Linked DNA regions of Homo sapiens: region 1 is linked to region 2. Evidence: chromatin contacts called from ENCODE Hi-C or POLR2A ChIA-PET data. All regions are on one chromosome and are shown on one strand. Each heading gives the region's core, a stretch centred on a gene start or an enhancer-like site at or near the end of the contact. The rest is flanking DNA. Distances are from core to core; before and after follow the strand shown. Region 1 has its middle 17 kb from the start of NSD1. Region 2 holds the start of HK3 (hexokinase 3).

Region 1 (3,534 bases), core at 268-2,767, 220 kb before region 2:
AAATTTCCCCTTGTTAGACCAAGTGAAGGGACTGTGGAATTGGAAGACTCAAAAGTCATATGGTTACACTGTTGTTAACAAGCAGTGTACATTCTAGTAAGGGGCAGTAGGAAGAAAAAGCCTTAGTACAAGGCCGTGTGTGATGAGATTGTGACTTCCTCTAAGGTAGGACTATCCACAATCATAAAAACTGTTACCAACGTGTTTTGGGAGCTCACAGTGTGCCAGGTACGAGACTTTACAATCTTCACAAAGATACTGAAGTAGGTATTAGTAGTCCCATTTTCCAGAAGAGGTATCTGAGGTTCAGTGAAGTTAAACACTTGTCCTAGGTCACATGGTAAGCAAGTAATTTTTCTTTCTTTTCTTTTTTTGAAACAGGGTCTTGCCCCGTCACCCAGGCTGGAGTGCAGTGGTGTGATCTCAGCTCACTGCTATCTCTGCCTTCTGGGCTCAAGCGATCCTCCCGCCTCAGCCTCCCGAGTATCTGGGACCACAGGCACACGCCACCACGCTCTGCTAATTTTTGTATTTTTTGGTAGAGACGGGTTTTGCCATGTTGCGCAGGCTGGCCTCAAACTCCTGAGCTCAAGCAATCTGCCCGCCTTGGACTCCCACAGTGCTGGGATTACAGGCATGAGCCACCCGGCCCGGCATTTATTTGGGATTACAGGAGTGAGCCACCATGCCCAGCATTTATTTATTTATTTATTTATTTATTTTTGAGGCAAGGCCTCACTTTTTCGACCAGCCTGGAGCGCTGTGGCGTGATCTCGGCTCACCACAGCCTGCCCACTCTTGCTCAAGTGATCCTCCCTCCTCGGCCACCGGAGTAGCTGGGACCACAGGCGCGCACCGCCATCCCCATCCCCGGCTAATTTTTGTTTGTTTGAGACGGAGTCTGTCGCTCAGGCTGGAGTGCAGTGGCGCCATCACCGCTCACTGCACCCTAGAAGGCCCGGGCTCAAGTGATCCCCTCACCTCGGCCTCCAGGGTAACTGGAAGTAAAGGCACGCGCCACCACGCCCGGCTAACTTTTGTATTTTTTAGTGGAGACGCGGTTTCGCCATGTTGCCCAGGCTGGTCTCAAACTCCTGAGCTAAAGCAATCCGCCCGCCTAGACCTCCCAAAGTGCTGAGATTGCAGGTGTGAGCCACCGCGCCCAGCGGAGCAAGTAATTTCAACTTGGTTCTGCTTGCTTCCAAATCTCCTAAAACACTACTTTGGACCAGAGGGGGTAAAAAGGACATGGCCCCAGAAGCCAGCGAGAGAAAAAGGGGGAATTTATCAGAAGGACACAGGGTCCGGGCGTCTGGGACAGGCGGCCTCCCCAACTCCCTCGGCCGGCGGAACAGGGTAGTGGGAGACCCGGCTCCACACTCCCAGTTCGGCGCCCGCGGAATCCAGCCGGGTGCACGTGGCCAGCACAGCCTCTGGGCCCTGCCGCACTCAGGTCGGGCTTCCGCTCCCGGCCACACGCGGGCCGCATTCCTGGGAGAACGCCTCCTATTGGTCCGTTCGGTCAGGTGGCTGCCACGGGCCAATCAGCGGCGGCTGGTGCCGTGGGCCGCGCGAAGGGCTCTGCGGCGGTGGAGCCTCAGAAAAGATCATCTTTGTACGTTGGGTTGCGCCGGCAAAGGGCAGCCAATTCCTATTAACTTTCAGCGTGTCCCAGATCTTGCTAGCGACCCCACTGGCCCTTTGTGCCTGTTTATCTGAATTCACCACCAGCCCTGCCGCAGCGCTTAGAAAACGAGACAGAGAACAACTGGGCCGGCCCTCCTCGTGGGCTTTGAGTCCCGCCCTATTGCTTCCATGGGTTTTTGTGTCCCTTTCTCCTCTCTCGCCTCTGGAGCGCCAACCCTTTCCTGTCTTCTTGCTCCTTCCCGGCAGCCCACAAACGGCCGAGAAAAATGTCAACTACCCTGCAACCAGGCTCTGCTTCTCCTTCCCTCCACTGTCCTGTCCCCTCTTCCTCATCTTCCTCCTGATCCCACTGCACCCTGGCTTCAGATCACCAGTAGTGCCGCTGTAGCCAAATCCGGTGACGTTTCACCATCTTTGCTGCTTTACTCTGAGAAGCATTTGACTCTTTACCCTACTTGAACCAACCAGGTTTCCAGGCCATCCCACTCCTACCTGATCCCTCCTAATTCTCACAAACCCTTCTCTATGCCTCCATGTCATGGGCATGTCTCCCCTTTTCCCTGCCTGACAAACAAAGGTGTCGCAGTGCCCCATCCCAGGCCCATTTGCTTATTATTCACCCAGTTTCCACGAGGGATCGTCATCCACTCAGCACGTGCATTCCCTAGATGCCAGCAATGCTGGGGCCTCAATCTAGCCTAGATTTGTCCCACAGCCCCAAATTCACTACCTGGGAATCTCACAGACAACTCAGGCTCAACATAAGCCATTCATTCAATAAATATGTATTAAGCTGTGTGCTTATTTATAGTAAATATCTATATCTTTATATACAGACATATTTTTTTCAGTTGAAGTCTCGCTCTGTCGCTCAGGCTGGAGTGCAGTGGCGCGAAATCGGCTCACTGCAACCTGCGCCTCCCGGTTTCAAGCGATTCTCCTGCCTCAGCATCCCGAGTAGCTGGGATTACAGGCGCACGCCACCATGCCCGGCTAATTTTTGTATTTTTTAAGTAGAGACGGGGGTTTCACCATGTTGGCCAGGCTGGTCTCGGACTCCTGACCTTGTGATCCGCCTACCTCGGCCTCCCAAAGTGTTGGGATTACAGGCGTGAGCCACCGTGCCTGGCCTTTTTTTTTTTTTTTTTTTTAAGACAAATTCTCGATCTATCGCCCAGGCTGGAGGGCAGTGACCTGATCTCGGCTCACTGCAACCTCCACCTCCCGGGTTCAAGCAATTCTCCTGCCTCAGCGCCCCTAGTAGCTGGAATTACAGATGTGCGCCACCACACCCCACTAATTTTTGTATTTTTAGTAGAGATGGGGTTTCACCATGTTGGCCAGGCTGGTCTCGAACTCTTGACCTCAAGTGATCCGCCCGCTTTGGCCTCCCAAAGTGTTGGGGTTACAGGTATGAGCCACCACGTCCGGCCAACATTAGGTGTTTTTTGTTTTGTTTTGCTTTTTTAAGAAAGTCACTCCATCGCCCAGGCTGGAGTGCAGTGGCGCCATCTTGGCTCACTGCAACCTCCGCCTCCCAGGTTCAAGCGATTCTCCTGTCTCAGCCTCCCTAGTAGCTAGCTGGGATTACAGGTGTGTGCCACCATGCCTGGATAATCTTTTTGTATTTTTAGTAGAGATGGGGTTTCGCCATGTTTGCCAGTCTGGTCTCAAACTCCAGATTTCATGTGATCCGCCCGCCTCAGCCTCTCAAAGTGCTGGGATTGCAGGTGTGAGCCACCTCGCCCAGCACACAAGTTACCATTAATAAATATTTCTTTATTGCTGCATGCAAGAGCTTGTAGTGCTGTCTATTGTGACAAGCACACAGTGTGTACTTCATTACTCTGTACTGAATGCATGCAGAAAGGATGTCCGGCATAGTAC
Region 2 (3,349 bases), core at 175-2,674:
CTTCCCTTTGTTGGTCAGTGGCCATCTGGTGTCTGAAGAGAACCGCTGGCAGCTGCAGTGCCTCTGCTACAGCCAGGCTGTCCCAGCTGCTCACAGACCTCAAGCTCAGCCATCCTTCTCCCTCCACTGGCCTTGACCCAGACTTTCCCTGGCATTCTGACTAGGGAACCAGGACCCCTGCTCCTGGGGTCTGGACACAGACCTTCCAGAAACGCAGATGAAGAGCCCTGGCCATGCTTGTCAGGGGCATATCCTCACCCTGGCTCAAGAAATGGCAGGCTATCTGCATGAATCACAGCTGGGCCTTTCATAGTCAGTTCCACATTCTCCTCTCCCAACTGAACAAAGTTGAAAGGGACTGGGATCCCAGGCTAGGCAGGATGCTGTGTTGTTTGTGACAGCCACTCTACCCTCTGCCACCCCATCCCCCACTTCCCTGCCTTTCACAGCCTATATGCCTGGTTGGTACCCAGTAAACTTCACAGCAGGACTGATGTTTGGCATGTTTCCTGGCCTCTTCATGCCACTACTGATAGAGGAGCCACTATCTCTGGTCTCCATCCTGATGTCATGTGGAGGCCTACTATCTGTGGATAGAGTTACTGCTGACAAGGCAGCCTGAAGCTTTAAAGTGTATCCATGCCTTCAACAAAGATTGTTGCAGGCTGTCTAGTATTCTACATTGGTGCCCCAAGGTTCTGTGCCTTTGAGGAGAAATTCCCACAGAAAAACAGCTTGTTCGCCAATAGCTCCACAGCAGCCTAACACTCCCCTTCTTCCAGTAGAGAAGACCTAAGATGTGAACCTACTCTCCCTGCGCAGGCTACAGACTAAAGGCTAGACTCCGCAGTCTGCCTGTCACCTCCTCTCCCACTATATATTCCTACCTTGGTGTACCCTCTTCAGGCGCCTGGAGCTGCACCTCATTGCTGTGTGTGTGTGATTTGTGGTTGTGCACATGCTCTCCACTTTGTCAAGGACCACTTTTGTCAGCATACTGCTGTTCTTTCTTCAAGACTCAGCTTCTTCAGCTAGCCCTGCCCACTCTCGGCAGAGTCAGTCCCTTCCGCTTGTGCTCCCACATTGCCTCTTGCTCAAAAGTACTTACCATAACCTTTCCAGGCTAGGCGCCTCCAGCTCCTTCTAGGGGCGAGCCACCACCTCAGAACTCACTATATTTGCAAAATAAACAGCCCTCAGCATTGTAGAGGGAATGGCCCAAAATCTTAGACCCAGTTCAACGCTCCACTTCGCGGTAATCATCTTGCTCAAGTTTTCACCACAGCCTTGCCTAGCCTGGGCTACTCTTAGGGCAGGCTTGGAAGGAAGTGCAGCTTCCTGAATTAGCTGATGTTTGGTAAGTGGTGGTGGAGGAAAAGGGTGGGGCTTGAGGATATTATAACTCGGGTCACCCCTGAGTGTTGCTTTTGGTCATTGGGGTGCCTCATATTGCCAGACAAGAGCTCAGACCTGAGGAGAGTGACTAGCTTCTCTGTGTCCCAGGTAAGCACTTCGGTCTAATTACTGCCTGCTCCTTCCACAGCTGTCTTGTCCTCATCCCTCCTGTTTGGCTCACACCAGGGGAAGTGGACACTGGAAAGATTAAGCCAGCTGGTTCTCTTTCTTTGTTTTTGAGATGGGGTCTCTCTCTCTATCACCCAGACTGGAGTACAGTGGCACAGTCAGGGCTCACTCCAGCCTTGACCTCCTGGGTTCAAGTGATCCTCCCACCTCAGCCTCCGGAGTAGCTGAGACTACAGGCGCACACCACCACACCCAGCTAATTTTTGTTATTTTTTTCTAGCGATGGCGTTTTGCCATGTTGCCCAGGCTAGTCTCACATTCCTGGGCTCAAGCAGTCTGTCTGCCTCAGCCTCCCAAAGTGCTGGGATTACAGGTGCAAGCCACCACACCCAGCCTGCCAGCTGGTTCTCGATGGCAGCTCCCAACATCAGTAGAGGTCCCTGGGGTACTTTTCAGGAGGAAAACTCACTTCGTGTAGCCCATTCAGCTAAGGGAAGCCACGGGGCCCTTAGGCAAACAGACCCTGGGCTCTGGGGATACTGCAGTGAAGGAGACATGTCCCTCCCCACAGGGAATCTCAGTGGGAAGAGACAGAGCTGAATACATTTACCTAGCATATAAATATTAGGGCTACTTGGGGATTGCTTCACAGATTCTGTCATGTAAAAATGCTGAATAAATATTGAATGGATGAGGGAATGAATGAGTGAGTGAATGAATAAATGAACTAGCTGGGCCTTGAGAAAGACACGTGTGTAGCCCTTAGTCCTTTTCGAAGGTAATTGCCCCAGTTACCTCATTTTATCCTTGAAATAGACCTGCAGCATAGAACAAGAATTCCACACCCCTATTTGACAGATTTGGAAACTCAGCATAGGTATGTATGGTTTGGGGAGATTTATCAGAAGCTGATTTGTTGCTTTATTAAATAAAAAACTACCCACTCCCCTTGCTTCCAATTTTGGAAAGGCACATTAGCACATACCTATACCAGACCCTGTGCCGGCCATGAGTGCAGAGGTGATCAAGTTGGGTGGGGTAAGGAGGTGAAGAAACTAGAAGCAGAGCTATCAGTTTAGGAGGCTGTTGTAATAATCAGGCCGGAGGATGGTCTGGTGCAGTGTGTGGGAATGGGGAGGAGGGGATGCAGAGGAGAGCTCTTAGAGAGCCTGAGATCCAATTGCATAGAGGAGGTGAGGGTGAGGGATGCGCGCAGGCAGCCCGAACGGCCGTGTGAGTGAGCACACTTCGATGTCTCCAGTCAAGGTGGAGAACAGAAGAGCTTTGTGGGGGTAAGGTGATGGAAAAATGAGTATGGCTTTGTTGAATTTGAGGAGCTTCTCCACCATCCAGATAGTGATGTCTAACAGACCACTGGGATTTAGGATTTGGCTGAGGCCAAAGGTAGATTTGGGAGCCCTGACACAGCTATTAATGAAACCTTGGGAATGGGCGAGATAAAGGGAGTGTAGAGGGAGGGCATGACCGAAACTTGGGAACCCCATTGTCTGAAGGAACAGAAATTACTGATGAAGACTACGAGAGACTCAGGAAGGAGACCTAGGAGAGACTGGCCGTGAAAGCCAAGGACAGGGGGAATTCTGTAGCAAAGAGAATGACTACTGGCTTTGCATGCCTGAGAGAGGGCAGCAGAGGTGGGGACTGAGGAAAAGGCTTGGGATTGGGCAGTTAGGAGGTCACCAGTGACCACGTGGAGGGCAAATTAGTGAGCATAGTGGGAGTAGGCAAGGAGGGGAGTGTAGGGGTGGGAAGGTACTATATTTCCAGAAGTTCTGCTGTTGCAAGGAAGGGAGGTAAAGTGACT

What was found. Hi-C counts contacts between places; a loop is a spot of excess contacts on that map. ChIA-PET counts read pairs that join two places held with the same protein, here RNA polymerase II (POLR2A). Pooled maps may share reads with other maps.
Region 1: a map of K562 shows a loop between it and region 2 (2.1-fold over the local background). The contact joins the enhancer-like site here to the promoter of HK3 in region 2. A Hi-C loop is called at or near these places in 1 of 168 maps with a recorded cell type or tissue (K562) and 2 of 50 pooled maps. POLR2A ChIA-PET finds 5 or more read pairs at or near these places in 1 of 52 experiments (PC-9).

The regions. Positions count from the first base shown.
Region 1 is chr5:177,114,999-177,118,532 of GRCh38, reverse strand. No RefSeq gene overlaps it. Among named protein-coding and RNA genes, the nearest start is that of NSD1, 17 kb to the left of the region's middle. Within about 2 kb of position 1,517, at least 23 of the 41 ENCODE cell types and tissues checked have a DNase peak (open chromatin) inside an H3K27ac peak, as active enhancers do.
Region 2 is chr5:176,897,421-176,900,769 of GRCh38, reverse strand. It overlaps HK3 (hexokinase 3), which reads left to right and starts at 1,424. Exons shown (of 19, transcript NM_002115.3): 1 at 1,424-1,503. RefSeq lists an enhancer at 103-604.